Regions from separate parts of the Homo sapiens genome. Here regions 2, 3 and 4 are each linked to region 1. Evidence: chromatin loops called from intact Hi-C (ENCODE). Cell type or tissue: PC-9. All regions are shown on one strand.

The links. A loop is a pair of places that touch in the nucleus more often than their neighbours do. Peaks named below come from ENCODE experiments on the same cell type or tissue, not always from the same donor. Only the 100,000 strongest peaks of a DNase experiment are listed, where the experiment ranks them.
Region 2: it touches region 1 in a loop (12-fold over the local background); 5 of 110 quality-filtered maps call a loop at or near these places.
Region 3: a loop joins it to region 1, with 4 times the contacts of the local background. A loop is called at or near these places in 12 of 110 quality-filtered maps.
Region 4: a loop joins it to region 1, with 9 times the contacts of the local background. A loop is called at or near these places in 14 of 110 quality-filtered maps.

Annotation. Positions count from the first base shown.
Region 1 is chr1:94,798,011-94,806,010 of GRCh38, forward strand. All of the region lies in intron 1 of SLC44A3-AS1 (SLC44A3 antisense RNA 1), which reads right to left. Among named protein-coding and RNA genes, the nearest start is that of SLC44A3-AS1, 18 kb to the right of the region's middle. RefSeq lists enhancers at 4,284-4,363, 4,444-4,503. In PC-9, CTCF peaks have their summits at 4,167 (motif pointing left) and 4,174 (motif pointing left); DNase peaks (open chromatin) are centred at 4,111 and 7,980; H3K4me3 peaks cover 486 bases; H3K27ac peaks cover 2,801 bases.
Region 2 is chr1:94,619,634-94,627,633 of GRCh38, forward strand. SLC44A3-AS1 (SLC44A3 antisense RNA 1) reads right to left here. Exons shown (of 6, transcript NR_160780.1): 5 at 3,086-4,976. The region is part of intron 1 of LOC105378861 (a long non-coding RNA gene); the gene reads left to right. Among named protein-coding and RNA genes, the nearest start is that of MIR12133, 80 kb to the left of the region's middle. RefSeq lists an enhancer at 5,495-6,002. In PC-9, no CTCF peak of the experiment used is centred here; DNase peaks (open chromatin) are centred at 348, 1,968, 3,298, 4,158 and 1 weaker place; H3K4me3 peaks cover 2,049 bases; H3K27ac peaks cover 6,707 bases.
Region 3 is chr1:94,709,191-94,717,190 of GRCh38, forward strand. The region is part of intron 2 of SLC44A3-AS1 (SLC44A3 antisense RNA 1); the gene reads right to left. Among named protein-coding and RNA genes, the nearest start is that of MIR378G, 33 kb to the right of the region's middle. RefSeq lists an enhancer at 2,402-3,359 and a silencer at 4,786-4,835. In PC-9, no CTCF peak of the experiment used is centred here; a DNase peak (open chromatin) is centred at 4,731; H3K4me3 peaks cover 289 bases; H3K27ac peaks cover 2,322 bases.
Region 4 is chr1:94,723,750-94,731,749 of GRCh38, forward strand. All of the region lies in intron 2 of SLC44A3-AS1 (SLC44A3 antisense RNA 1), which reads right to left. Among named protein-coding and RNA genes, the nearest start is that of MIR378G, 18 kb to the right of the region's middle. RefSeq lists enhancers at 1-5, 4,692-5,192. In PC-9, no CTCF peak of the experiment used is centred here; DNase peaks (open chromatin) are centred at 4,272 and 4,852; H3K4me3 peaks cover 638 bases; H3K27ac peaks cover 3,656 bases.

The DNA of each region.
Region 1 (8,000 bases):
GAGGAGAAAAGAGAGAAAATTTATTGCGCCTAGTCAGGAAAATATGAAAATTTATTTCAGTTATACTTGTGTGTGTGTGTGTGTGTGTGTGTGTGTGTGTAAGTGGGTCACTATACAAAATGTATGTCTTCCAGTGAGTCAAAAGATTTGAAAAACACTCTAGAATGTTGAGAAAAGCACACTCCCCTGGGCTGCTAGTGGCAATGTAATTGGCACAATTTTTCCCAAGGGCCCTTTGGCAGCAGCCTTGAAAAGCTTCACTTTGATCTGGGTGTTTACTCTTCTGAGAAATTATTCTTTTGAAATAACCTCTCAAATGCACATTTGCATGTAAAGATGTACACGTCACTGCTGTTTTTCACAGTGAAAACTTCAAAATATCCAACCGTATGAATTACAGTTAAATACATTATCCATGAAGCAAAATACAACGCAGACATTAAGAATAATGAAATGGATTGATATCTATTGATTTGGAATGATGTTCAGATACATCAAAAGAAAAAGCAGGTTACAGTACAAAACATTAGGCACAGCATAATCTCATTTTGGGAAATGTGTACTGTATTTATAATAAATCTAAGCCATAGAAAAGAGAAGTTAGGAGTACAGGCAAAGCATGACCTTCCGGGTTCCCACATCCTAGCTCTGCAACTTCCCGGCTCTGCAACTTCCCAGTTACACCATCTTGGTCAAAAAACTGAACTTCACAAGATAATCCTTGTACCTACCTCAGAAGATTGTTGTGAGAATGAGCTGAGTTTATACAGGTAAAATTCTCCAAGCAGTGTCAAGCATTTGGTAAGCACAAAAGAAATATTAGTTCTATCTATACCAGAGAGAGAATGAGAGATTTCACATCAGAAAATCTTAACAGTGGCCATTCTCTGGGTGCTGGGATTACGAGCAAATTTCATTTCCTTCTTTATACATTTTGTATATTTAAATTTTATAATCAGAAAAAGACAAGACAGCATAAAAATTAAAAGTATATAATTTTCTCTTAGGGTTCTAAAGTGTCTTTATTTTGATAACTTTAGGTTAAAAAAACAATACTTAGAATGAGAGTAACAACATGTTCTCCTTGGATTGTGCTTACTTCTTTCAAGAAATTCGGTTTGAGGGTCTTTTGCCCAATCAGGCAATGAACTCTGCTCTGAAATTTCATTTCCCTGATTGTGGAATTCTTTCTGTGACTTCAGAGGCTGGTACAAAGATTTTGCTTTCCAATCTCCTTCCGTAAAAGGTTTTCTGCTTTCTCTCACTCTATCAGTCTAGAGTCTACTAGCAGAAATCTGTATTAAATTGTCCCATTATACAGGCCTGAAAGCGACTCTCTGTCTCAGTATCATACCTTAGACGATTCCATTTCTCATGAAATGATGATGACATCATGTCCAAAGAACACTTCAAACTGAGTTGTCCTTTGTGTTTATCCATGAGTTAAAAACAGGGACCTTAAATGGCCTTGTGTGTGGGTGGGGAGACTCATTATTAAAGAAAATGGGGAATTACAGAAATGCACGGAAAAAAAGGATTTAGAAATCATCTATTGTTTCTCAAAGTCCATTATTAACACACTAGCATATTTCCTTTCAGTCTTTTTCTTTGTAATCTTAGATTGCTTTAGACAATTTATAGACACAATTAATCACTTTTTTTACTTGATATTATATGAAAAGTGTGTACCATGCTATCATATAATTTTCAAAAATATTTTAATAACTGTGTAAAGTGTTCTTGAGTGAATAATTTAATTATTTCTTTTTTAAGGAACATTCTGATTGTTTTAGCTATTATAAACAGAACTATAAATAAATTTTGTACAAATTTTGTATGAAAACTTTAATCTTTTTACATATGTAAAATTGTTTTTTTTTAACATGTGTAGAATCCAAAAAATGGAATTACTGTATCAAAGGTCATGAGCTTTTTAAGTCTTAGGATAGTAGTTACAATATTACAACTGACCTGTTATCAAACTACTCTCTATTACAACTGACCCTGTTATCTAATTACTCTCTTCCATTGGAATTGGCATCATAAACTGGTATAATGCTTTAAGAAAGCACTGGTAATATGGATTAATTTATGTGCAGCCAGGTTCCAAAAAGGATTTGAAGCAGTTTACAAAAGCAAACACAGTTAAATAATTTGATTAAGTAGAAAAATCCAGGTAAAAGGGAAAAGTAAGAAAAGAAACAACTAGCATTTATTGAATACTTATTGCATATTAGCACTGTGTTAAATTCATCGTATATAATTTCATTTAATTCCTGCAGCACAGAGGTAAATATTATTATCCCCATTTTCTAGATAAGAAAATGGAGGCCTAGGCCAGGTGTGGTGGCTCATGCCTGTGATCCCAGCACTTTGGGAGGCCAAGGTGGGCAGATCACATGAGGTCAGGAGTTCAAGACCAGCCTGGCCAACATGTTGAAACCCCATCTCTACTAAAAATACAAAAATTAGCTGGGCATGGTGGTGGGTGCCTGTAGTCCCAGTTACTTGGGAACCTGAGGCAGGAGAATCACTTGAACCCAGGAGGCTGAGGTTGCAGTGAGCCAAGATCACACCTTTGCTCTCCAGCCTGGGTGACACAGCGAGACTCTGTCTCAAAAAAAAAAAAAAAAAAAAAAGAGAAAATGGAGGCCTAGAAAGTTAATAACTTGCTCAAATTCACAAAACCAGTAAGAGACAAAACAGTCAAAGTCTGGAATTTGAGCTCTCATCCATTATGCTGCACTTCATGTGGGGATGTACTAAAGTACATTTATTAGGGCTAAGCCACTTTCCAGTGGTCTATGCAGCGACAGAGGAAAATTTAAAGATTTGTGGTATTCATATGTTAAACACAAACCAATTTCTTCTCAGTGTGAGCATACTATTTCATTGCACTCTCTCCAACATTTGGATCATTTTATTTTTAACGTGCATACAGTACTTAAGACATTAGTCAGCGAATGCTATATCACTGTTGTTTTCATTTTAATATCAGGAGTTTACATCTTTCATATGATAATTTATTCCTGTGTCTGCATGTCTTCCTTTGTAAACTGGCCAACATTTTTGCTCATTTTTCTGTTGTTTTCCCCTAAAATTTTTATGATCCTACCTTAGAATAAAGATACAAGGTTTTTAGAAACTATTTGCAGTAGATATGACAATCCCTAGTTTTGAATTCCTATCATTTTACATTAATTTATGTCTGTAGTCAAGTATTTTCCAATATGATTTTCTATTACTTGAAAACTTAGTCCTTCATCCTCTAGAAACTTGGCAAATAGTAAAATTTACATCTGTGAAGTCTTTCTATGATACAATGCCTGTTTAATTCTCATTCATCCAGAATATATTTCAAGCCATGATGTAAATTGAGAACCTATACACTTTCTTTTTATTATTACTGCTTATTTATTATTTTATTCATTTATTTTATGTGTAGCTTTGTTCCAACAAGAATTTTATTTATTCATTATTATTTATGTAGTCCTTCTGTCTATAACATGTAGTTAATTCTTGCACAGTGTATGTAATATGCAGTATCTTTAGGCCACTGAGTGTACTCCACAGAAGTCATCCTTCTGTCACTGTAACCCTATCACGTGCACTGATAACACAAGTACTCCCAAAATGACCCAGTCTCCTTTTGAATTTGATAAATTGCCTGAATATACACTTAGGTAAATTTTAACAATACTTTGCCAAGCCTTCTACCCCACGAAATAATCCTAGTGGATTTAGTTTGAAATAGCATTAAATGTACAAATTAACTTTGAAACAAGTCCTATCTTCACAATGTTTTCCTTTCTTGACATGATGGGCCTTCTGTTTATTCCAGCCTTCTTTCGCATTGCTCATTGAAATTTGTGCCTTTATTTCTATCTGTTACATTTGTTTCCCATTCTGCCCCCACTTTAGTTTCACTTTGTATCTTCCCATTTCCTTAGAGAATGAACAGCCACACATAATGCAATAGGACTTTTATTTAGGGTAGATGAGAAATCCTAGATCAGTTTTCATTTTACTAAACAATTAGTTAACAGAAGCATTGCCTAAGAGGCCTGTGCTCTAACTAGAACGGCAGAGTTCTCCAAGTCATTTGTTTCATCTGGTTAATAACCACTTGAAAGCCCTGTGCTCTCTTTCAAGTTACTTGGCTCCATCTTCTGGTTTGAATTATGAGTACTTGGAGTAAGGGCAGTTAAAAGTTGCCAGAGCAGGGCTGAGACTGGGGTGAGGTGAGTTGCGCATCTAGGGTCCAGATTTAAGGAAGCGTCTGCTCTCAGGCCCCCTGGTGCCTCGTCCACCACACCTGGTCCCAGCCTGCCCCAGGGAACCGGCTGCTGTGAGCCAGCTACCATCTGGCAAGCAGTTGGGAGAGGGAGCCACCGTTTCCCCCATAGCTCTGCCCTGGGCCTGCACAGTGGGAGTTGCTGTCACCGTCCACAAGGAGCACTTGGCCCAGCCTGGCTAATGGGCCCCACTCTTGTTTCTCCAGGTCACTTTTGTGTTTTGTAGATGCAAGAGCCATCTACAGCTGGAACCGACTGACAGCCCAACACCATCTAAATGCTCTTACAAGATCCGTAAAGCCAAATCATTTCCATTTGAGAAGCACTTTGTCTGAACTGTGTTATTGGTCCATGGGTCATGACCTCCCTCTAGCCTGTGCCACCCTAACTGCCCTTAACTGTCCAGAACAACAACCACCCCTGCCCCTGAAGCCTTCCCTGAAAGGCTTCAAGCACAAGAGCTCGTTTTTTAAAAATCCAAGAAGAGCTGAATATGAGCAGATGAAAGCAGCTATAATAAAATGATTATAAAACCTGTATGGGAGGGGGGTTTAGATAGATGTGACACTTGATTCCACAGTCTTTCCATGCTGTTCAAATGCAGAGAGTAAAATATTTTTGGTTTTGTGCTATTTACACTTAGTAGTGTTCCAATATCTTTAATTTGTGAGTATTAAAAACATTCTTTAGTTTTATTATTTTGAAATGAATACTCAGTAAATCTTCCAAAGATGTAGAGGAGGGTTGGGTAAGAGAAACTTATATAAACGTCTTAGTTAACAAAGTGAGGGATATTCTCCTTAGTTAGAAATGGCTCTAAAAACCGAAAAACTAAGATTATAAAATTTAGAATGAGAGATAAAAGGAAAAAGAAAAGCAAAGCAAGGTTGAGGAGCAAATAAGAGGGAAGAGAACATCAGAGAGCAGAAATGTGGCAGGAGCAGGAAGAGGCCCACACACAGTAAGACCCCGGGACAGATTCGAGGCAGCAGACAGGGCTGGGGCATTCAGTGTGGGGCAAATGGGCCTCCCCACCACCACCCCACACAAATTGCTCACAATAATCCTCAAAATTAGCACTTAGTACAATCATTTTTGTTACTAATAATGACTGTATGCCTTTGAGAAAGTTGAGGCACACAGTTCCCCCACTTAAAGCAGCAATATTGATCTATTTCATTATAATGTTATTTGTCTCTTAAATCACTTGTTATAAAAGCAAATAGATATATCAACCCATAAAAGACACAATGGTTTACATTCTTCATGCTCTGAGTGCTGCTGTAAGCCCTGTGACAACAGCTGTGCTTTTTGGCAGTGAACATGAACTCACATCTGTCAGTGCTGTCAGCCATGGAGCCCTCTCCTGTCCCATCCTGAGCTGATATCCAGCACTGTCTGTGGTTTACCCCACCATGGCCTTGTTGCTTGTAATTTAATTTGTGTCCTAGAAAACAACTATGCCTGGATCAGCCCTCTACACATACAAGGTTTCTGTGAAGGGAGCGCCCAGGGTCATCCAGTCAAATTGGATTAGGGCCTAACCTAACAACTCTGTTTTAACTTAGCTACGTCTTTACAGGCCCCGTTTCCTTTTCTGCTTTCCCTCTCTCAGAACAAAGACAGCACTGTTGTGAGACAGAGTAGGGATGGGACTTGACCTCCCTCCCCCATGCCCCACCAAGGACTTTTACTGCAAGCTGATCGGTCTGTGGGGATCCCGATCAGACCATCCAGACCTTGCATCATAAATCTGAGGTATTAGGGGTTAGGGCTTCAACATATGAATTTGGGGGGACACAATTCAGCCCATAACAAATGTGAACTTTTAAAAAGTTAACCTCAGTTATCGAGAACTCTTGCTCACCAATCTAGAATCTCATTTTCTGACAGCCTCACACAATGGAGTTGGCACTTCTCTGGCATCGTTGTCATGCCAGACCCGTTCATGACTGTGGCAGAAGCTCCTGCAAGTGCAACAACTTGTGAAAGATGCACAACATGGGGTGGGTGGGGAGCAGGAAGGACAAAAAGAGCCAGAGCTGCCTGATTGTTTTGTTTTCCCACTATCCAATAAGCAAATTAATATTATTATATCTGCAGCACTAGTCTATAGGAATTCATATTCTAGGTCAGAGTTATTGCTTTTTTGTGTTCCTATAAATGATATATACAACTTGTTTTAAGACAGATTCTGTGCCCTGCCTTTAGAGATCTTAATCTAGTCTGGGTGGGCCCAGGATCTGCCTGTTTCAGCAACGCCCCAGGAGATTCTGTCTTGGGAGCCACGCTGCTAGTGGTGATAAAGCAGTGCCGTCTGGGCTGTGCACCAAACAAGGCCCCAAGACCCACAGCTCCCAAGTCAATCAGCTGATGGACTTTGAGTCAAATCAGCTGATTCCTTGAGTTGTACAAGCACATTCTCCTAATTTGCTACAAATTAAACAGGTCTGTTTCCTATTTCATTGTTAACCTAGGCTTTTAAAATTTATATAACATTAGCTATGGGTTATTGAACCTATAATAACCAAACCAGTGGAGGCTCACGCCTATAATCCCAGCACTTTGGGAGGCTGAGGCAGGCGGATCACTTGAGGCCAGGAGTTCGAGACCAGCCTGGCCAAAATGGTGAAACCCTATGTCTACTAAAAAATTAGCTAAGCATGGTGGCACGTGCCTGTAATCCCAGCTACTTGGGAGGCTGAGGCAGGAGAATCGCTTGAACTCAGGAGGCAGTGGTTGCCATGAGCCAAGATTGCGCCACTGCACTTCAGCCTGGGTGACACAGCGAGACTCTGTCCCAAAAACTAATGACAATAACCAAATCAATAAGTTGCTTTGGGGCCAAGTTATAGTATAGGCAAACAATAACAATTTTGCAAATTAGCCATTGTTATCACCGTTTTAAAGATGGGGAAACAGAGGCTTACAGAGAATAAGTAATTTTCCCAAGATCACACAGTTGGCAACTGTCTGAACCTAGTTTCGAACCCTGAGTCAGCTCAATTCCAAAGGTCCAGTGATTTCCAGACAACTAAATAATGCACCATTTAAAATTCTTCAGTAAGAACTTGCAGTCAGTGCTTTTAGTCTATACAGGATATCAGTTTGTTCCAGGCAGTGCTAAGATGTGTAACAATATTGAATGTCTTTCATTTTAAGACAATTGTAAGATTTAATGAGGACATCAGTGTAATAATAGCTTTGGGGAAGCATAAAACACCACAATAAATATATATGTCAAATATAAGATGCCTCACTATTTGGAAATGTTAAACATTTTGTGAAAAATAAAACATAAAGATGGTCGGCTGGGTGCAGTGGCTCACACCTGTAATCCCAGAGCTTTGGGAGGCCAAGGCAGGAGGACTGCTTGAGCCCAAGAGTTCAAGAACAGCCTGGGCAACATAGCAAGACCACCTCTCTACAAAAAAATATAATTAAAAAATTAGCTGACCATGGTGGTGCACACCTGTAGTCCTAGATACTCAGGCGGTTGAGGCAGGAGGATTGCTTGAGCCAGGAGTTCAAAGGTACAGTGAGCTATGATCACACCACTGCACTCTAGCCTAGGTAACAGAGCAAGTCCCTGTCTCAAAAAAAAATAATTAATTAAAATAAAGATGAGGGAAAATACCCTAGAATCAATGAAGAAAACCACACAGTTTGTCTTGACAACACAGCCACTGGCCTGCAGTGCCATCT
Region 2 (8,000 bases), 180 kb before region 1:
GCGGTCAGTCTGGCCATTGGGCTGGGGTGGAGTGACATAGATCACATGCCTGTCAGTCATGCCCCACCCGGCACCACTATGCAACAGCCCCAGATGCACATGCAGGACAGGCAGGGGACCAGCCTGTGGAGAACATTTTGTCTGCCTAGAGTTAAGCCTTGTCAGTGATTGACAATGTGGACCAAGGGAGAAGGTCTATTTTCTGAAAGTTTCATTCTGCATGCTCCCTTAAAAACCCATTGTAATGTTCATCCAAGCAAGCTACACGTTTGTGGCAGATTTCTCTTGATTATATTTGGCTTATTTTGCTTATTTCAGATTTTATCTGTTATACCTGTCTAAACATTCCAGAATAAACCACAGGTATGCAAATCTTGGTTAACTATTTAAAAATAGGGATACTTGCAGTTGAAAATACTTTTATTTTACAAAGTGAGTTTTTTTTTAACAATCTGTACCAAGTTTCACAGATTCACTGTTTTTTTCTTTCCTGGAGGAAATTACCCTACACAATAAAACTATATTCCCCTCGTGTTGCCCCTTTCTTCAAAGTAGGTCAGCAAACCCTCGAGCATATGTTATGTGGAAGGAAGGCTCTGTGGCAGATAACAGCTATGGACACTCATCTCTGTCCTCAAGGGGTTTACACTTCATTTGCAGAAAAACAACAACAGCTGGCAGGTATTGAATACCTCTTGTGTGCCAGGCACTATTCCAGGCACTTTGCATAGGCTATCACATTGACTCCTCCTAACATGCTTAGTGAGGTGGTACTAGTGGGTGAGAAACTGAGAGGCTCAGGGAGGTTTTGTGTTTTGCCCAAGATCACAACTACTGTGAGTGGTAGAGCTGGTCTGTGTACCTGGCAGTCTGACTCCATGCACACCTACCTATTAAGTGCTACAGCCAGCAGGTGCCACCACTTAACAGTTGCTGCTGTATATGGATTGGTTCCCCAACAAGGGTGCAGATGCCTGGTAGATTCACAACATCTTACCTCTTTTGAATGCCCAACAGCCCCAGGAGCGCTGTGCTCCCAGTTCAGGTTGACTAAATGTTCTTTGACTGATTGCACAGGAGAGGGGAGATACGTTGTCTTGCGGTGCCCTGAGAATTGAGATGGACCTTATAAGGAATAAACTCTCTCAACAGTGAGGATGAAATCAAGCCCAGGAACATTTCCTAGGACAGGCCTTGGCAAGCCTTAGCGAGGACCTAATCATCCAATGCTGCCAAGAAGCAATAGTTTAGACGTCGTTATGTCCCACGTTCTCAAACAAGTTTACCTGTTGCACTGGAGAGTCGACTTTCAGTTCAGGGATCAGGAGCCTCCACATGTGGGTCCTTGCTTAGGAACCCTGCGGCAGCATTGAGGGGAGAGAAGCTCGGAGCCCCTCCTGCCCTCAAGTGCTCAAAGTGGAGCTCTGAGCTGTAATAAGGCCTTGGTCCTGGCACCAGACAAAATGTATGTGTGTATGTATATTTATGTGTCTATCTAGCCTTTATTCATTTATATATTTAAATTTTACATTTTGATGATGAAGCCATAGGCCTCACTCTACTTGTCTAGGAGCTGTGTTCTGAGTTCCACCTGCAGCTAACCCCGTGTAGATATTATGCCGCTCAGGGCTGAGGCTGGGGAAAGGCAGGAATCAAAATAGAGGGGCCAAGTCCAGTGGAGGCTGGATCCATCCTGGAATATGTCATCTGTGACATTTAAAGCCACCAAAGGCATTTTCCAGCAACCTTTAACATCCTGGGCAGAGGGGTCTGGAAAAAAGTTGTGTTCCCTCCTTTAACCTCCCTTTCCACCTGGTGCTTCCTTTTCCAAGAATAAAAGGGCGCTACCTGTGTGAGTTGGCCAGGCCACTCTGCAGCCAAAGAATCTGGGGGCTGGCTCAGTGCCAGGCAGCACCACACCCAGGTCTGCTATCCTGCACATTTATCTGCAGAGGCCCTGCACGCTGCTGGGGAGGAGAGGTGGGCTTTCTTGGCTGACTCATGCCGAGGAAGTGAAAAGCCCAGACACATTTGGTTCATCAATTCCTCCCAGGTCTCAGCCTGTGCTTACTAACCCAGGCAGTGTGTACTGACACTGAGAAACTGGGTGTCTCTGGGAGTCAGTGATCTCAGATCTGTGGGTGACATATAGGACTTGATGATTTGATCTTCATTTCAAGTACCAACTGCTTTTTTATCTTCTTTTACTTTGTTCTTCTTTAACTCATTAGGGAATTTTTCAGTAGGATTAAGTAAAATAGATTCCTCAAATTTGTTTCCAAGTTCAGATCCAACCAGGATTTTTCAACATCCTCTTGGTTCCCTGCCACATACAATAAATACTATGGTCAAATATTATTACATCATGACAGCAATGTCTAAGGTGAGGCTTGTAGAAACAGCATTGAAAGGAGTCCTGGATATCCTGGTCCTGATTCTGGAGATGGGGAGGCATTCATTCCAGGATTGGACCTTCTACCCTTAAGGCAGGCCCAGCTCCAGGCTTCTCCTGCCTGAATACTACACACAGTTCCTAAGCCAGGAGCCCTATGTTGGCTCAAGAACCTGGAACTTAAAGCAGACTCCTCCAGTGCTAGAGACAAATGGGAGGTAGCAATGCCCGAACAATTGACCCTTGACAGCTTTGGATGGACAGAGAAGGTCTTCAACAAAGTCATTCTTTCTCATCTCAGTGGTCTTTGAAGAACTCCTTCCAGCTGAGCTACTGTGGAGTTAACTCAGCATGGCTGAGCATTTATCGGAACCTACTAAGTGCTGTGAGGTACCAGGCCCTGCAAAAGTAAGGATAAATGTGCCCAGTTCCTGTCCTGCGTGGACTCAAAGGGCGAGCAGGCCTTGGGTTGATGATTTAGCCCAGGACAATGATCAGAACACACTGTGGGCCTAAATGATTCACCAGAGTCTGCTTTTCTCAGGGATGTAGTCTTGACGGAATCCTAAAGAAGTTCCTTTATCTCTAGCATTTTCTCTTGTTTTCTGTCATTTCCTACCTACTGTGGGGTTTAAAGGGGCTGATGAGGGAGGGAAGCAAATACACAGTGTGTTGAATGAGCAGGTTGGTTACCTTGTGGACAACTGTGCTTGTCCTCCTGGGACCTGGGAAGGATGGTGTAGAACTTTCCTGGCACCATCCCACTTGCAGGCGAGGAATCCGGGGGACGTGTCTACCAGTTCCATCCGCCACTGGCAGAGAGCATTCACTCCCCAGAAAGCCTGGCCTGACCTGCCTGTGGCCCCAGCACATTCCTGAGGACAAAGAAATCCAGAGAAATTGCTGAGGCAGAGAGTCACAGAAGGCGCAGGCCTGCGGAAGGGTGAGGCCAGTGGACCTGGGCAAGGCATTGGCAGACGGTGTCATGCTCCCAGGCCTGGTGGAGCTGCCTGCAGCACAGAGACCAGCCCTCCTGAGGATGAGGGGAAACAGCAGGCAGCGTGGGAATGGCAGCATTAATACCCCACCCAGGGCAGAGGAACGTGGACCCAGCGATGTCAGCCTCTCCTCCCCACACCAGCGGGAGAAAGTGGGAGCACAGGCAGAGGTGTTGTTTCAGGCAGCTCTCCTAACAGAACTTTCCTTATGAAAATATGTAAGCACTCAGGGAAATAGGTTTGAATTAACTTTACATACACACAGTGAGGTTTCCTCAGTCCATACATGGCCTCAGCACAGGCTCAGAGCATCACCTGTACAATTCCTGCACTGACCGACACAGGTTTAGCTGGTAGCAGGGACAGGTGCTGGGTGGGAAGCTCTCAGTTCCTGCTTTTCACCCCCATCTAAGTGTTCTCTGAGACCAGGGATTGATCCTGGCTCACCTGGAGTGTGCTCCACAGTCTGAGGATTTGGGAGGGTTTCTGTGTTCATGCCTACCTGGCAGGCAGAGGTTTCTGTGACCTAAAAGCTGTCTGTGGGAGCCTGTCTGGCTCTTGTGAGCCTGCTTCCTGGGAGCAGCCCCAGCCTCCCTGTGTGTCTCATGCCCCCTGGACTCAACAGGGGCTTGGAAGATCCTGAGGCTGCATCAGGGTCCTTGGCCAAAATTCACACTGGAAGTTACTCTGCCTGACTCCTAGGTGCCAAGGAGTCTATTAATACTTATGAGCTGTTCATTAGCATTGGGAGAAATCAGCCCAAACTCTGGCGGGAAGGGAGGGTGTGTGTTTGTCTAAATAGTTTGGCGCTTGGTCAGCCGCCCTCCTGTTTGTGAAATCTGTGAGGCCCCTCACCACAGCCTGGGGCTGGAAGCAGGCCTCCAGTCGAGCTGGCAGCAACCCCAGCCCCCTAGGTTCTGGCCACAGCGAAGAGAACATTCAGGTTCGAGCCCCCTTCATCCTCAGGCCGGGAGGAGATTGAAGTCTCTGACATGTCTTTTCAACTCCTTCCATTTAATTGTTAATTAGGAGAGAGCAGAGGGAAGAAGGAAAGGTAAATGTTTCCCTTCTTGACAAAGCAATCACTCTGCGGCTGGGCCACAGTTCCCTGACCAGTGAGGAGCCCAGGTGAGTCCTCATCGGCTCAGAAATGGTGAGCAGTTCTTTCCAGCCCTGACCTCCCGAGCCCAGGAAGCCTTCTTGCTTTTCCTCTTTAGGTGAACATAGCCCTTTTGGGTTGAGAAAAGAGCAGGAGATGGCCAGGCACAAAAAGTTATTCTCTAAAGATCTTGCCTAGGAAGAGAGAAATCAAAGCTAAACCCAGGCTCTGTATCAGATCAGGGACCAACTCTCATCTCAGCTGTCGACGCTGCTGTGGTTCCAGGCCTCTTGGATGAACTGGTTGGGCTGCCTGAGCAGTTTATTTCTAAAGGGTATAGGAGCCTCTGGGATAGAACTCATTACAGGGGGAGAGCGAGGCATAGTGGGCCTCGCCAACAGTGAAGCGTCAGGTGTCGGAGGCAAGCTGCGATTCTGACTTCAGTGTGGTTGCATCTGTTCTCCATCTGGTCCCTTGGAGACCTCATCTGGGTCACAGGAGAGAAAGGGTGGCCAGTAAAATATATATACACACATATATATATATGATAAAATATTCTTTAAAAATCTCAGCTTCATCCTGTCACCCACCAACTGTGTGACTGTGGGCAGGTTACCTCTCCTCTCTACGCCTCAGCCTCCTCATCATTAAATGGTGATGCCCGCAGTGCCTGAGAGGGCTGCTCTGAAGTCATTGGAGTTCGTGTTTGTAAACTGCTTAGAATGCTGTAAATGCTAAGTGTTATATAAACAAAACGCAAAGCACCTGTAAGACAGGGCACAAGAAGCTCTAGTTTGGGACTGTCTGACAGTGCCCAAGGAGGAGAGCGAAGCAGGCCTCACGCCTCTCCGCAGACCCCGAGAGGCTCCAGCACATCAGAGAGCAGCACCAGCTCAGCTCCTGCAGCACCCAGGGGTTCCTCTGCTGGCAGGGAATGCTTTGGGGATGCAGAGACAGCTGGGGCTGGAGTGTGCATTGGAGAAAGGCCTGTGTGGGTGGGTAAGAGGCAGCTGCAGGTGGGCCGCTACTGTGAATGTAGCCTCGTCCACACCTGCTGGCTCTGAGGCCCAAGGGGCTGGGTCACAGATAGAAGCCCCTGCACAGCTCCATTCAGAGTCAAAGTCCGTTTCCCTGTAGCCCCTAGGTAGCTCAGAGAAAGGTGAGGGTGGTCTCCTGGGAGGGGCCTGAAGCGCAGCAGTTCTCCCCATCTCACCTGTTATTCTGTTAAGTTTAGTAGCTGAGTCCACTTAGGCTACTATAACAAAGTGCCACAAGCTGGGTGGTTTGTCAACAACAGAAATTTATTCCTCACAGTTCTGGAGGCTGAGAAATCCAAGATCGAGGCACTGGCAGATTTGGTGTCTGCTGAGGGCCCACTTTCTGGTTCATAAATGGCACCTCGCTGTGTCCTCACAGAGTGGGAGGGGCACGTGAGCTCCCGGGCCCGTTTCCTAAGGGCCCTCATGACCTAATTACCTCCCCAGAGGCCCCACCTCCTAACACCATCACCTTGGTGGTTAGAATTTCACCATAAGAATTTGGGACGGACACAAATATTCAGACCATAGCATTTAATAAAACTCCTCCGTTCTTTTGTGTTTCACTTCTATGGGGCTGGGCTTCTTCCATGTTCATAAATACAAATCCCAATCCTTATGGACTGTGCTCACAGGAAACCTTATTTTGAATCCTTTGGCTCACTTGTGAGGGTAGCTGTTACAACTGACAAGTGGAGTCCATGAAAAGTCAACACCAAAAGGTGGGCTCTTTGAAAAGCAGCTGGAAAAGAAAGTGGAAGAGGAATGGGAGGCCAGGCTGCATTTGAAAGGAAGGGTGTTAATTAGGAACCCCTCATTTTAAAGAGGGGCTAGACCCCTTGCTCAAGGCTTAATAAGAGGCTTCAGAACTCGTCCTGCTGGCTCCCCCCAGCCTTCACCCCAGCTCCCCTCTGTAATATAAGCAGAGAGCTAGGGAAAGAAGGAGAAAGAGGGCAAGTGTTAGTCAATGTGGTGTTCACAAGGGGAGGTGACTTCCTCCCCAAAGCTAGGTGGAGACTTGGATGTGCTCTGAGACTGGGGGTGCCCTCGGAGTAGAGCAGAACATGGTGACCCTGGGAAAGCTCTTGAAGAACCTGGCTTGTGTGCTGGGAGTTTGGAGGCACCCATGAACGTTGAGGCCAAAACCTGGAGATTTCTGAAGGCAGAAGGCCTGTGGAAGTGGCCTGGGTGGAGGAACGAGGTTACTGTCCATCAGTTGCTTGGCAGTAAGCTAATTGGCCAAGTGAGGCAATGCCCTGCCCAGAGAGGAAGTTAAAGGCACAAGCCACAATGCTGGTCAAAGGGAGATATGGCTGCCCTGAAGGGGGACTCAGAACAGGGGTATGGCTGGATACAGCTTCCAAAAAACCTTGCCCATCATTTATGATAAGATCAGTGTACCATCAAAATTTCCAGGATCATATAGACCCTGACCGAGCCAGGGTGACACTAGAAACATCCCACACAGACAGGTGGCTGGCCATGTTAGATGGTCCCTGTCCCCCTCCAACCTAAAGGCACTTAACCCATGAAAGGGAAAGTGAAGAATAAGAGGACTGACCACACACTCGACCTCCCTCAAATCCCTTGCTGAGGGCTGACTTTCCCAAGGAGAGGTAAGAAATGAGATTTAAATTGGATCCGAGGTTGGCATTTTGAACCAGACTGGGCTGGACAATGAATAAATGTGATTGTTAGATTATGGAATATACTTAAGACAGTCATTACAGGATGGGCAAAGTGGTGACTGGAGAAAGAAAAAACCTTATCATACTTGTTTCCCACCTACTTGAGACTCCTCAAGCCATTTTTGCAGCCATTAATTCTAGAAACGTTAATAATATATCTTCCTTTTGAAACACAAAATTTGGAGAAACTTAAAAATGGAGCAAGAGTGGTTGCCTTGTTTGGAGCAAAGATCTGAAAACTCTGAAACATTCTTCAAGCTTGGGGAGCTGCTTCCGAAGATTTGTTGATGCATGGTTTATTCGTTTTCTAACGCTGCTGTAACAAATTACCACACAGTGGCTGAAAACAACACAACTCTATCATCTTATAGCTCTATAGGTTAGAAGTCCAACATAGGACTCACTAAGCTAAAATCAAGATCTTAGGCCTTTCTGGAGGCCATAGAGGTGAATCTGTTTCCTTGCCATTTTCAGGTTCTAGAAGTAGCCAACATTCCCACATTCCTTGGTCCGTGGCCATTCTTCCATCTTCAAAATCAGCAATGGAAGGTTGAGACCTTCTCCCTGCACCACTCTGACTTCTCTTCTGCCTTCCTCTTCCACTTTTAAGGACACTTGTGATTACATTGGGCCCACCCAGATAATCCAGGATAATCTTTAGATCAAGTCGGTTGGCAACCTCAATTTCACCTGCAAGTGTAATTCCCCTTTTCCATGCAACCTAACATATTTGCAGGTTCTGGAGATTAGGACATGGACAACTTCGGAGAGCCATTATTCTCCTAC
Region 3 (8,000 bases), 89 kb before region 1:
CCGAAACCAAATCCAGATGGTACCACTAGCTGACTTTGAGCCACTTTTCTCCTGCTGCCACCTCCCAGAACCACCCTCTACACATTCCTACATCCCTGGCTCACTCAGCTGCAGCCGCTGGCACAGGTCTCCTTGTTCTTTGGACATACCAGGCAGTGGCCAAGGCATTAGGGCCTTGGCATTGGCTGTTCCCTCTGCCTGGAAGGCTCTTCCCCCAGGTGAAGGCTTTTCCCACCTCCTTCATGCAAGTGGTGCTTTCTCAGTGAGGCCTGCCCTGAGCTCCCTAGTCAAGGTGGAATCCCCGGCTTCTTTGACCTTGTGTTGCCTTCTACCTGCTAAGTTCCCACATCAGTTATCATCTGCTAACACAATTCAAAATCTAGTTATTTACTGTTTTCTGTCCTCCTCCCACCACTAGAACTTAAGTTCCATGAAGGAAGGGAAATTCAAATCTGTTTTGTTTACTGACGCGTTCTGAGCACCTAGTACCTAGCAGTCACTCGGTTCATATTTGTCTGATAAATGCATGAAATTGCAGGTCCTAAGGCAAGGATACTGCCTGCTGCAGTTTGAGGACAGCTCTGGCCAATAAGCATCCAAATGAGAGAAAGAAAAATTGCTTCTCAGGGGCAACTGGCTTTGCAGGCTATCATGGGCCAAGGCCATGGACACCAGTGCATCCTCTCCCTGCCTGTCTGTCTCAGGATGCATCATTTGGCTCTGGGAATGTGCTGCCATCTAAGAACTTGCCAGAACTGCTGAGGCTGGGACAGGAGAGGGGCTGAAGCCTGCCCAGGCCGTGACTGTCTCACTGGTACTGGGGATCGTGGGACTTGTCATGTGTGGTGTCTAGTCCTGGAAAAGTGTAGCTAATTACTAACATAGCAAAGTGCTGAGTTAAAGAACAGAGATGTTTACTCAGAGCTGGTGCTAATTTCCTGCCTTTGCAGTGGCTGCTGGACTGGGAGGTGCACATCTGGCAGCACTTGCTGGCCTGACCCAAGGATGCAGAGCTAGAGCTCCAGAGGGTGATCATCTTGTGTCATTTGAGTCCCACAGGGACACGTCACTGATTGGCATTTTACCCTGGCGCCGAGAAGAGGGCGTGGAGGACACCAAGATGTCCATGGGATTGGCAACCCATAGTCAGCCAGCCAAGACCACCCCTGCAGACAATGCTGATGACATCATGACGATCCTAAGCTTTATATAGTAGTTCACAGTCACCAAAGCTCTTTGTCATACCCTATTTAATTTTATGGTCATCCAAACCTGTAAGAAAGACAGAGCAGGAATTGTCATCCCATTTTCCACAGGAAGAATGTGAGGTCTAAAGGTGAGGCTGTGTATCACAGAGCTAGCAAACGTCATGCTGGACTGGCTTCAGCACTAACAACTACACCCTGTCCTGTGTGCTCAGAGACATGGGCCCTTGACACCCCTGGGTTTAACACTTGCAGCTTCAACTATATCCTAGAAACCTCAAAGGCCCCTGAGTGTAGTGACTTATCCCTGCACTGTGGCTGAATTTGAATCCTCGTTCGATGAGGCCAGCTTGGGAGTCACATGGCTCACAGTGTACTTGGCTTGACATTTTTTAATCACCCTGTGGGCACCCTAACCCTCCTGTGACAATTTAAAAGCAAAACAAAAACAAAAAAAATTGTTTGCTTTTGAAAAATAGCCATCAGCTGCAAGTCAGCTAAAATCAAAGAGGCAATGGATGAGTGTGAATTTCATCATTAGGGGTGTAGTTGTCAATGAGACGTACTCGCGGCTGCCTTCTGATACACACTTGCCAAGTGTCAAATGTTTTGTTAGGTGCTTTACAAATGTTGAGTCTGGGTTGTCAAAGCCTGTGCTTTGAAATTCTACATCGTACTCTTCTCCTTGGAGATGCAACCTAGCAGCCTGTGTAGAGGCCTATATTTCTGAGCTCACATACCTTCAGACTCAGAAAGGTCTCAGAAAGTAACTTGTCTCTTTGTCTGTCTCTCTCTCTGTCTCTCCTTTACCATTGTCCTTCCTCTCTTCCCCCAGTAATTTTATAGCCTTCTTCTCCAATCTTCTCTTTCTTGGGCTGACCTGGAAACTCCAAATTTTTCTCTCTTCATCTTGCAGAATAATCCATTCATTCAACAAATAGTTTTCGGATGCCTATTTTATGCCAGGCCCTATGAGCCACTAGGGAAATGGCAGTGAACAAAACAGACGTGAATCCCTGCCTTCCTGAGGAGTCCATGCTAGTGGAGGACAAACAAACAAAAACAAGGTAAAGTCAGGCAGGATAAAGCAGTGAGGGAAATAAGACAAGAGGAAGGGGAATGGGGAGTGATGGGGCTCCCATTTGAGATGTGAGATCAGGGAAGGCCTTCCTGAAGAAAAGGTATTTGGGCAGAGGCCAGAGTCGAAGAGAGGAGAAAATCATGTCATCGTCAGAGGAGGAACATCCCTAGTGTGGGAATGAGCTAAGCCTAGAGTTGCAGAGTTAACAAACAGGAGGAGGAGGACGAGAAACAAGAGGAGATGAACAAGAAAAGGGATTGTTTAGTATATGTCGCATTCAACATTTGGAACACACTTGTCTTAGTCTAACCATGTGTGCTGCTGTAACACAAAACCACAGACTGGTTCCTCTATAAAGAACAGAAATTAGCTGGGATTGGTGTCCAGTGAGGGCCCAGTCTCTGCTTCCAAAATGGCACCTTGCTGCTGCGTCCTCTTCAGGGGAGGAACACTGTGTGTCACCGAACAGAAGAGCAGAAGGGCAAACCCACTCCCTCAAGCCCTTCTATAAGGCCCCAGTCCCATCCATGAGGGCTCCACCTTCATTACTTAATCACCTAAAGCAGGGTTCCCAAGCCCTGGACCACCAACCAATACAGGTTCATGTCCTGTTAGGAACCAGGCCACACAGCGGGAGGTGGGGGCAAGCGAGCAAGCGAAGCTTCATTTGTATTTATAGCCACTTCCCATCCCTCGCATTACGGCCTGAGCTCCACCCTCTGTCAGATCAGCAGCAGCATTAGATTCTCTATGGGACTAGGAACCCTACTGGAACTATGCATGCGAGGGATCTAGGTCGTGCTCTTCTTATGAGAATTTAACTAATGCCTATGATCTAGCATGGAACAGTTTCATCCCCAAACCATCCCCACCCCTCCAACCTGTTGAAAAATTGTCTTCCACAAAACTGGTCCCTGGTGCCAAAAAGCCTGGGGACCACTGACCTAAAGGACTCGCTCCTTAATGCTATTACATTAGAAATTAAGTTTCAACATGAATTGTGGAGGAGACACACATTCAAACCATAACAATACTTATACTAAAATAATTACATGTTGTTTATCTGAAATTCAAATTTAACTTGGAATCCCGTATTTTATCTGGCAACCCTAGATTTTGGCTTAAGGAGTGGAAAGGAGACCGATGTGGCCACAATGGAGGAAGCAAGGAGAAGATGGAGGGAGATGAGGTTGGGGAAATTTGGAGAGGAGAGGGTGGTTGACATTTCAAACACAGAGAAGCCATCTAGGTATGCTTCCAGCTCTTCCAGTGGAATTGTCTCCACCTGTCCAAGAGAGAAACCCATGCTGAGGGCTGTGAAAGAGGAAATAGGAAAGAACATAGCACAGGGAACTCAATCTAGACTGAGTCCTAAAGTGGTTCAAGTCTGCAGCATCCCTTCTTCGAACGAGGTAAGATTCTTTGGAAACCCTGGGGTATCAACTAGGTCTTGGCTCCTTCACCCAGCAGAGCAGCTGGGTCCTGAGCAGACAAACTGAGGGAGGTGGAGTGGGGGCATGACCTGGGAGCCCAGAGGTTAGATTATCTCAAGACAGGTAAGGTGGGGGGATAGAGTCAGCAAATTCTCAGGGATCCAGAATCCTTGGTGGCTGGCTGTGGGCATCCTGGGAGGGGACAGATCAGCCCAGGGAGTCAAGAATTTGCCATTGGCCAGGACAGTTTATTTGAGAATCTGAACTGGAAGCAAACCTTGGTGACAGATCTGAGCTGTAAGTATTAAGGTTGAAACAGAAAACACCCTTTGAGGTTAAGATGTATATAAACCATTGGGCCTCATGCTGGCCGACTTTGGGATCTGGGGAAAAGCAAGATAAACCTAGGTAGACATTTCAAGGAAATTCTGCTTTAGCCCCTGACGCCTACTTCATAGTAGATGTTTAGTCCCTGAGGATTAAATGAGATGATGTATGTAAATCACCACGCTTGGTACATTGGTAAGTATGACATTAAATGGTAAATGTCCCTTCTTCATTATACTGCTGTTCCCAAATCTGGGACCTGAAGGGAGCTTAAGACACCCCCTACCCCCTTGGCCTGCACACATATACACACACACACACACACAGACACACACACACATATATGAGAGAAACTGCATGGTTAGATCTGAGCACTACAACTGAATCTCTTCCCTTTCTTGTAGATAGTGAGCTGGTAAGATTAAAATGCCTGGCACATAGCAGCTGCCCAATAAATATTGCTATATAAGTAAAAAGGAAATAAGTGGCCTTATTCTCTCTGTTCTCCCAGAGTTCAATTTTTCACTTTCAACCCGACAAAAAAGGAAGTAGGGCTGCCCGAGTGGGGCTATGGAGAATCAGGAGCAAACTGCTCCCCGCCCTTCCCAGTTCAGGGGTGTTGCTTCATCGCCCGACTGACACGCAGGCCAGAGAAGCAGCTGACTCCCCGCAGAGCTGCTGCCTTATAAGGACATTGGCCAGGCCTGCCAGGTGTGTCATCCCAAAGCCCTGTGATGGCCCCAGTGAGTCAAGGCCAGGGTGGATTTAAAAAACTCAGAAAAGCCATATGGGCAGCAAGTGAGAGTTTTCTCACTTCCTTTCCTCCTCACATGTTTCCATATGTTTTAAATTATTATCCCATTTACCACTTACCTCTGCAATTGGGAAAACAGAGAATAGAGTTTTTGATTTAGAAAAGAGGTACTCATAAGCTATTACTCCAGTAGCAAAGGAAATTCTCTCTCTGATTTTCTGGTGGGTTGCTGGCGGGGAGTGAGCTGATGAAATGAAGAAAGTATAGCCTGCGGAGAAGTCCCCTTAAGAATGAATATGTGGTGGCCCCTCCAGGACAAGGCAGGATCCAGCAGCGTAGAGAGCTGCCTCCATCCCAGGGCAGTGCGGGGAGACCCAGTCTCCCTCTGCTGAGGGAGGACTTGATGCTCGCAAAGGCAAGCCAGCAATGGGCAGGGAGACTTGGAGAAAAGTGGTCCTTTTGAAAGATATGAAGGCCCAAGAAGGGGCAGTGGTACTGAACAGAAGTGGCATAGAATCATAGCCAAGAAATTGGGCTTTGAAATCTCACAGACCTGGATTTGAGCCCCAAATTTGCCAACTTTAGCTGGGTGAACTAGAGCAAGTTAGTTCTTTTTTTTTTTGAGACAGAGTCTTGCTCTGTTGCCCAGGCTGAAATGATCATAGCTCACTGCAGCCTCGACCTGAGTAGCTGGGACCATAGGCACACCCCACCATGCCCAGCTAATTCGTTTTTATTTTTTGTAGAGACGGGGTCTTTCTATGTTGCCCAGGCTGATCTTGAACTCCTGGGCTCAAGCGATCCTCTCACATTGGCTTTCCAAAGTGCTGAGATTACACCATGCCTGGCCTTCATCTTTGTAAATCTCCATGGCCTACTGTGTGAAGTATTTGTTCATTTAGGAAATACCTACAGAGCATTTCAATGCCTTGCTCACTTTAGCTCATCAGAGCAAACCAGTGAAGTAGATTCTATTATTATCTCCATTTTACAGGTGAGGAAAATAGGTGACTTGCCCAAGGCCACACAGCTAGTAACTAGGAGAACTGAAATTTGACCCCAGGCAGTCAGGCACCAGGGTCTGCAGTCCCAAGTTTAAACTATGCCAAGAGGCTATAATTGCACCTGCTTTGCCTGATGGAATTCTGGAGGACTAAGTGGACCAGGGCATGTAAAAAGCTCTTATCACAGTGCCTGAAACATGGTCAAACTCAGTGAATGCTACCTATTATCATTTGTCTGTTATTTGTGAGGATTGCCCAGAAGTGGATCCTGAGAGGAAGGGTCCTGTGCAAGTGACTTAGTAAAGACAAGCTCCCAAAGAAACGGGTCTGGTACGGGAATGGGGCAAGTCGGCAGGGGACTGAGAAGAAGCCAAGCAAGGGTGCAACTGCAGGCAAGGTCTCACAAGGGAGTGTGTGAGATTTCTGAGTTTGTCCCCATGGAGACAAGGGAGCTGGGCTTTGTGGCGTTAAACTGTTGGTCTCTGGCTAAGGGATGCCCTAAAAAGATGGAAACTTCCTGGCATGTCTGGGCTCTGCACCTGTGGGCAAAGCAGTGTAGTAACCAGATGGCAGTCTTCCAAAGAGAGTCACGGGTATGGGGCTGTTTGAAGCAAAAGCACCAAAAAGCACTGGCGGAGTTCACAGAAACAGCAAAAATAGATCCAAAGGCCTCTGAGGGAGCAGGAACTGAGCCCACCCAAGACCACCCCTTGCATCACTCAGACCAGCTCACATCTTCCATTCTGTGAACTTCATTCCGCCACTGCGCCTTCAAGAGGGTGGACACTCACAGTTTCTGGGGGAAAACTTAACAAGATAAGAGTTAGTGAGACAAGATACATCTCTTCTCACACAAGTTTATGTAAACCATTCACACAAGTTTCTACAAAAGAATATTAATTGTGCCAGACACAGTGGCTCATGCCTGTAATTCCAGCACTTTGGGAGGCCGAGGAAGGCCGATCACCTTAGGTCAGGAGTTCGAGACCAGCCTAGCCAACGTAGTGAAACTCTGTCGCTACTAAAAATACAAAAATTAGCTGGGCGTGGTGGCACGCCCCTGTAATCCCAGCTACTCAGGAGGCTGAGGTGGGAGAATCGCTTGAATCTGGGAGGTGGAGGTTGCAGTGAGCCAAGATCACACCACTGCACTTCAGCCTGGGTGGCAGAGTGAGACTCCATTTCAAAAAAAAAAGAATATAAAGAATATTAATTGCAACATTAATAATAGCTAAAATGCAAATAAGTCAAACTTATTTGATCTCTAGGGATCAAACTTAGATCTCTAGGGATTTGCTTTTTTCTTTTAACAATTGCATAATATTCTATGGTATGGCTGCATACCATGATTTATTCAACTAAGCCACTGATTTATTATTATTCATTTAACCAAGCCACTACTGATGAAAGTTTGACTTACTTGCATTTGAGCTATTATTAACAATGTTGCAATTAATATTCTTTTACATAAATTTGTGTGAGTGGTTAACATAAACCTTTGCAGTGGTCCCTTGGCTGTGGCTGATATTCATCATCTCCCTGCTCTGCCACTCTTTCTAGAATCCCTCCACTCCCAGCAAGTACTTCTGGCGGTGTAGGTGGCTTGCTTGATGAGGTGATGCAGACTTTTAGCCCTAAAGGGTTTATCTCCCACACTCTAAAAAACATGAATCCTAACAGGTATCCAGAGTTGTCGCCCCTTCCATCTTAACAGGTTCAGTCAACATAAAGTCACCAATATGGTGGACAAAGTACACTGTACTTTCAGTTTCCTAAGAAAGGAAAAAGATGAAATTCCATTAGCCATAGTCAAATGAGCACGCCATCAATACCAAGAAAAACTGTAAACTCGTATTAATTAACCTGTTGTGATTTGGTTAAAAAGAAACCATTAACCAACAGGAGCCAGAGAGGGTTCTCTAAGAACAAGTCAGGCCTAGGGCACATTGAGGATGAGCAAAAGAGAAATTGTAAATCAGTTTATTTTGGTCTTGGTAACAAGTGAAAAAGAATGGTTGAGAGAAATGTAGGTGGAAGAGATAAAAAGGAATGGATAAAGTGTCTATTATTTGTAGATTCCTTTTATACAAACAATTCTTTTCCACTGATAGTTGAAAACTGAGCGTAGTTTTTTCCTGTCTGCTGGGTGGAAATAGATTGTGAAATGTTGTCTTGTGGTTTCTAAAGAGTAAGTAG
Region 4 (8,000 bases), 74 kb before region 1:
CCCAGAATGCTGACCTCCATCTCTGCGCCATCTGAGACCCGCACAGGTGCAGCAGTCCTTGGATCTCTGCCTCCACAGAGCCCTAGCTCACTCCTCACTAAAAGGTGGTGAGGAGCCTTTGTCCACTGCTGCCCAGAATGAGGCTCTAGCTTCTTCACAAAGGGGTTCACAAGTAGTGAGGCCTGGGACTCCGGAGTCCAACCCTAATCCAGTCTGAGGCAGGCAGGACCCTGTGACATTATGTTCTTCTCACCGCATCTTGCACCTTACAGGGGGCCCCACAGTGTTGCAGGAGCAATGACTTGTGGCTTTGGGGAGGTCTTTGCTCTACTTCTGGACTCCGGCACTGGAGGCCTGATTCATATGCTGATGATGACACCAGAATTCCCCTTCCACTCCCTAACCAGGCTTGAAAGTCCAGCTTGCTTCCCAGCTCCCCGTCATGGCCTCATCCCTGCAGAGTCGGCACAGTCCACACTTCTCGCTGCCCATTCTGCTTGCTCTCCCTGGGCCAGCTACCCTTCTTTCAGTGCTGCTCATTCCAAATTGGCAGCTCACACCAGCCCCCTCTCCTGACTGCCAGATACCCTTCCTCTTCCTCCTCCTCGTGCTAATACTCAGTGTCTTAGTTTGTTTCGTGTTGCTGTAACAGAATACCACAGACTGGGTAATTTATTCATTTTATTTTATTTTATTTTACTTTTTTTGAGACAGAGTCTCACTCTCATCCAGGCTGGAGTGCAGTGGCATGATCTCATCTCACTGCAGCCTCCACCTCCTGGGTTCAAGGGATCCTCCTGCCTCAGCCTCCCGAGTAGTTGGGACTACAAGCATGCACCACCATACCTGGCTAAATTTATAAATTAAAAAGTTTATTTCTTATAGTTCTGGAGGCTCGGAAGTCTAAGGTCGAGGGGCCCTTGTCTGGTGAGGGCCTTTTTGCTGCATCCTCCCATGATGAAAGAGGAAAGGGCAAGAGCACACAAGACCGGACTCACTTTTATAACACTTCCTCTCTTGCAATAACAAATGCATGAGATTTGTTATTGATGATGTGATTAATCATTTATGAGGACCCATTAATCTATCCATTAACAACATTAATTCATTCATTAATCACCTCTCAAAGGCCCCACCTCCCAACACTGTTGCACTGGGAATTACGTTTTCAACACGTGAACTTCGTAAGCATTTACTGAGTGAATGTAAGCATTTACTGAGGGCTTACAATGTAGCAGACCCAGCATCAAAGTCTACAATATCTTATTTAATCCCGGTTAAGCACACCTCATGGCACTTGTTAGGGGTTCCACATGTACTGAATAAATGAGTCTTCACAATAATCTTTTGTGGAAGTTACTATTAATCTCTCCATCTCATAGATGAGAAAATGAAGACTCGGAGATGTTAAATAATCGGCCCACAGTCACAATGATGAGTGGCAGAGCTGGGATGTATGTCAATAGCAGGTCTGTTTCTAGGATCTATGTGCTTACCCACTGATATGCTGTCATTCATCTGTTCATTTAACAAATATTAATCCAGTACCTACTATTAGACACAGGAGTTGCAACGGAAAATAAAACAGACAAAATCTTTGATGTATAGAGCTAACATTCTAGTGAGAGAGACAAACATTAAACATGATAAGTAACATGTATGATGAATAGTGGTGAGAGCTAATAAAAAGATAAAGAAGGGAAGGAAAGAGTAAGGGGTGTCATTTTAGATGAATGAACAGGGAGGCTTCACAAAGAGGGGATCGTTGGGTAAAGCCCTGAAGGGGGTGAGGGAGTCAACTTAATCTAAGCAAAGGGCTTTGGAGCTAGGGTACCAGGTGCCAAGGCTCTGCGGTAGGAGAGTTCCTGACAAGTTCTAGGAATTGTGAGGAGACCAATGCCTTTGGAGCAGAGGCACTGAGTCTCCCTCAGTAATGGGAACTCAAAGAGTAGGAGGAGCCAGGTTGCATAGGGCCTTAGGTCTCTGTACAGAGTGGCATGAACCCTGAGTGTGATGTGATTCATCGGAAGATTACAAGGGGAGGCATGACGTGCTGATGTGGCTTTTGACAAGATTCCTCAGGCTGCCACACTGAGAGACATGGCAAATGCATCAGCATGGAGACCAGCAATCTGAACAACTGCTATGGCAATTCTTCAGATAAGAGATTATGGTGGCTGGAGCTTGGGTAGTAGCCATAGAAATGGTAGGAAGTGGTTTATTTGAAATACGTTTTCAAGATGGAACCCATAGGCTTCTAGCCTCCTGGGCTCGGCTGCCTGTTGGACACCTGCATGTTCCCCTCACACCTCAGACTCATCATATCAGAAACTGAACTCATTACCTTTCCCCTAGAAATATTCATCCCTCCTGTACTTTAATCCCTGTTATTACCACTCCCAGCTAGACAGTGGCCCAAGCCAGAAACCTGGGCACCATCCTCGATCCGTCTCTGTCCACCTTCCATTCTGCTTTCTCCTTCTTCATCCCCAACTCCACTGCCTTTAATTCAGTCCCACATCCCTCTGGCCTGGACTCTCAACAGTTTCCCTCCTCTGGCCTGGTTCAGCAAACTCCACAAGGAACCAGGATGATCTTTACTGGAAGCAGACCACATCCATTTAAAACTCTTCTGAGACTCTCTGCTGCCTGCTAAAGAAGTCCAAATTCTCTGGCCCAGAGATGTTCAAAAGAAATACAATGCAAGCCACATACATAATTTAAAATTTTCTAGTAGTCACATTAAAAAAGTAAAACAAAATAAGGTAATTGTAATAACATACATGATTAACCCAATATATCCAAAATATTATCTTAACATGTAATTGTCAAAAGACAAAATAACAACAAATTTAGTTTAATGATCTTAGTTGGATTTTATTTGTGATTCTAGAATGAGGCAACATCTTATTTTATAAAACAGAATAAGTGTTCCAATGGGCTGAGCAGATTTTATAGACAGAAAAGGGCTGAAGAAAGCAGAAACAGAATGAAAAATCAGAGTGGTTGTTTCAAAGCTGCTTTCCTTGTAAAGGTAAAAGCAGAGGGCACTTTCCTCATCATGCTGGCTAAAACTGACTCTTTTGGGGATTAGGCTATTATCTGTCTCTCTCTTGATTTCTCAGAAGGTCAGATAAACAATTTACTTTTGGCTTGATAGGGTGGAACTTCAGCACGCATAACTCCACTTTGGTTTGGTCTGCTGGGCCTAGTGCTCCTGCTCAGTCCAAACCAATGACATCTATAAATTTTATTAACATAAGGAATATTAAAAAGCATTAATGATATAGTTTGCATTCCTTTTTTCATAGTAAGTCTTCAATCTCTGGTGTCTACTTTACCCTCACAGCACATTGCACTTTGGACCAGTCACATTTCAGTCACTGAGGAGCAATGTGTGGCTACACACGGGACAGTGCAGCTCCAGCCAATCAACCACAGCCTTGCCCTTGGTATTCTCTAGCTCCTCTCCAGCCTCATCCCCACCCCCGCCCATGGTCCCTCACCTGCTTGTTTCCTGGGCTGCAGCAGATCTTATCCACACACCAGGTTGTTCATGATTCTCCGCCCTTGCACATCAATTTAGAGGTGTGCTGGAGCACAATCAAGTAAATCTCTTCCCAGCTCCCCATTCAGTGATGCCATATAGCCTGAAGTCAGCCAAGCTGGAAGCATCTATACTACAGAAACTGCAAGCACTCTAACACAGGGTGGAACGGGTGGGCCCATTGTGAAACATTTGCCAGCATATCACTGCATGTAATGACCACCACCCTGCCCTGCCACCACCATGCTCTTCTGCCACCCCTCGTTCACTGGATAAACTTGGCCATCAGTGATCTGTGTATGTTTGCCGCCCTACTAGACTTTAACTTCAGAAAGCAGAGCCTAGATTTTTTTTATCCAGTGCTTGGCATGTAGTAGAGTTCTTTCCTCCTCCTATTTTTCATTATTTTTCTGAACACTCTATTATAATTACCATTGTATATAAAAGACCATCAAGAAAATATGTTTAAAATATAATATGAATCCTGTTTCCTCTACTTACTGGTGTCATGGCCTCAGGCAAGGTACTTAACTGTAATGAATATTTGTTTCCGTATAGGAAAAGAGGTTTAAAAACATATTCACTGCAAAGCTGCTGCAATGATTAAACCATCTAAATTGTTTAGTCCAGTAATGATTACATATCACAATCACTCAAAAATGTTTAGGTGTTATTACTAAGTGTTTAAGTATCTATTGCTTGTATAAAGTAGTTTCTCAAAGCCTTTTTGTTAAAATAAATGTTGAATGAAATTTTAGAAATTCCTCGAGTCCGATTCGGAGAGTATGAGTCAGAATTCCAGCTGCAGACAGATGGCACGTACACTCAAAGGGGTGACTAAGGGTAGTTTATTAAAAGAGTATTTACAAAAGTCTAGGCAAGTTTAAGGGAACCCCAGGGTTGGCAACAGTCCATGACCACCAATCAGCCTGAATGTGCAAGGGAAAGGAACATTTACCTGAATGCAGTAAGAACTGCAGCTACAGGAAAGGTCTATCAACAGGAGCTGCAGCCCTCCTTAAATGAACCCAGCAAGCCATCAGTGGAGGAGGTGGATAGATATCCTGCCTCACTTTCCTCCAGCTCTCCAGAGGATCGCCTGCCAGTGCTTCCCAGTGGCACAACCCAGGGAGCCCATGGCAGACCCTGCAGGCCAGCCACTTGGACAGTGAGCCCGATGGAGAGGGCAGCAGATGGACTGGAGGCCCAAGCAGGGAATCACATACACAGAGAGTCTTCAAGTGGGACAAAACCTCCATCAGCCTACAGGTGTCCAGTTTTGCTTACATATCAAAGACAATAATCATTGATACTGGGCAGTGTTTCTTTGGTTTTAGCCTTGAAGGAAAGAATCAGATAACAAGCATTTATGTGGCTATCTGGTTACTTCTTCTTCTTGTTTTTTTTTTTTTTTGAGACGGAGTTTCACTCTTGTCACCCAGGCTAGAGTGCAATGGCGTGATCTTGGCTCACCGCAACCTCCACCTCCCGGGTTCAAGCGATTCTCCTGCCTCAGCCTCCTGAATAGCTGGAATTACTGGTGCCCACCACCACACCTGGCTAATTTTTGTATTTTTAATAGAGATGGGGTTTCACCATGTTGGTCAGGCTGGTCTCGAACTCCTGACCTCAGGTGATCCACCTGCCTCCACCTCCCAAAGTGCTGGGATTACAGGTGTAAGCCACTGTGCCCGGCCAACTATCTAGTTATTTTATCTGCAAGTGTATTCCCTCAAATATAAGAAAGCTGATTTTACTCTATGACCTTCCACTTTGTTGGCATCTCAGCATTCTTAGAAAAAGTTCTTTTCCATGTCTAACTTAAACAACAGAAATAAGCGCTACAACAGAAATATGTTGTATCTTAAACAGTTCTCCATAGAGCAGAAAAAGAATTGGTATATATAACCTTGATTAAATCACCACTATAGTATTTTTACCTTTACAATTGATCATCACAGTACTTTTCATTTTTGTCCTGTGATCCCCTTTCTAATCATCTATTCAGCTTCTAGCCATGGCCTGTCAGACATCCTACCCATGTCAGAAGAGTGGTTAAAATGCTGGTTTGATTATCTTTGCTTCTTGTGGAAGCCTGGAAAAAGATTTATAATTTTCTTGGAAAGGCCTGGAAGGAGGCTATAATCATTTCCTGGCTTTGTTCTGGAAGCTCTCCAGCTTCTCCACAAAGCCCTTATGCTAGACAGGATGGCCAGGAGATCAGTTTCACTTTCCTATCTATCCTAAGATAGCGGTCTTCTGAGTCTTTCCTTGTTTCTGCTGGCAATTTCTAAATGCAAGGGCTGATGCCCATTCCACAAGAAAGAGATAGGGAAGGAAGGGGGAAGGCAGCAAGTGTCTTGCCAACATTTTGATTCCTTCGGTAGAATGTAAGCTCCATGAGGGCAGGGGCCACATCTACCCACTCACCTCATGACCCCAGCGCTTAGCCTAGTGTCTGGCACATTGAAGGTGCTCAACCCTTTTGTAGAATGAATAAATGAATGAAGGCACACAATGTGCCGAACATTTTAAGATATTGGAGATCTTGTTTTTCAGATGGGAAAATGGAGAGCCCAATATTATTTAAAATGTCAGCAATGGGCAAGGCTTCAACCCCCAGTCTTCTGGCTTTTGCCATCCAGTACATCCCACTACTTCCCATCTAAAATGATGCCTTCCTTTGTCAAGTCACCTTGCTTTACCTTTGCTATTACCTCCCTCAAGTTCAACTTTTCAGTAGCAAGCCTGGACCCACAAGCCCTGCCACGATCAAGAGCCCCTCTCTCCACAGTTAACCCATCTATGTTGCTGTCTCTCATTGGCCTTGCCCCAGGGGTCTTCCCTCTTCTCATCTTAAGATCTGCAGCCTTTTGGGGGGTTTATGAGTGTATTGTAGAAGCTTTTTTTTTTTTTTTTTTTGAGACAGAGCTCTGCCTCCCGGGTTCATGCCATTCTCCTGCCTCAGCCTCCCGAGTAGCTGGGACTACAGGCGCCCACCACCACGCCCAGCTAATTTTTTGTATTTTTAGTAGAGACGGGGTTTCACCATGTTAGCCAGGATGGTCTTGATCTCCTGACCTCGTGATCCACCCACCTCGGCCTCCCAAAGTGCTGGGATTACAGGCATGAGCCACCACGCCCGGCCAACCCCCCGTCACCCAGGCTGAAGTGCAGTGGCATGATCTCAGCTCACTGCAATCTCCACCTCCCAGATTCAAGCGATTCTTGTGCCTCAGCCTCCTGAGTAGCTGGGATTTCAGGCATGTGCCACCACACCCAGCTACAGAGGTTTCTTTTTGAGTAAACTCTATGTGGGATATTAGAAACTGTGACTGCCTCAGAGCCACCACCTGCCTGTATTGATCTCCATAGCCCAGTGGCTTGCAGCTCCTGGTGTGCCAATGGTCTGGGTGGACGCCTGCACCACCTGAGGCTGCCCCAGGGTACCAGCATCAAGCTGCAAACTGGTTCCAAAATGAGTTTCCCTTTCCTCCAACCCACCACCATGAGTTCCTGGACACCCCTGGCCTAAAAGTCCCAGAAAATAGTGAGGACAGTGCCTTGTTTTGGTAGCCCTCCCCCACCCACTCCCAAGATCCAGTGTTTCTCTGTCCAGGCTGTCTGCCGCCTGTATCCAGAACTGACCAGTTATAGACCTCTACTACCTCTACTTGCCTTGGCTCCATTCTCTTTGGCAGAGACAGATGTGGAGCTACCAGAGCCCTGGGTGAAAGGCATACTTTTGCATTCGTGCAGGCCCTTCCCACCCATTTATAGGTGTAAATTTTACAAAGCCTAGATTCCTGTGTGTTGGCACTGGGACAGTGTTGTATTTAAGAAGCACAGGACAATATCCAAAATATAATTTAAAAGGAAATGCATTCTTTATTCATCCTCATGTAAGTCATAACAGAGAATAAACATAGATAGGAACTCTTTAACATTTACTAAATTCCCAATTTCTTTCTTTCTTTCTTTCTTTCTTTCTTTCTTTCTTTCTTTCTTTCTTTCTTTCTTTCTTTCTTTCTTTCCCTTCCTTCCTTCCTTCCTTCCTTCCTTCCTTCCTTCTTTCTTTCTTTCTTTCTTTCTTTCTTTCTTTCTTTCTTTCTTTCTTTCTTTCTTTCTTTCTTTCTTTCTTTCTTTCTTTCTCTCTTTCTTTCTTTCTTTTCTTTCAACAGGATCTCACTCTGTCACCCAGGCTAGAGTGCAGTAGTATGATTATAGTTCACTGCAGCCTCGACCTCCTGGCTCAAGCAATCCTCCTGCCTCAGCCTCCCATGTACTTGGGACCACAAGTGTGCACGACCATACTCAGCTAATTATTTTGTTGTAGAGACAGGGATCTCACTTTGTTGCCCAGGCTGGTCTTGAACTCCTGGGCTCAAGCAATCCTCCTGCCTCATCGTCCCAAAGTGCTGGCATTACATGCATGAGCCACCGTGCCCAGCCT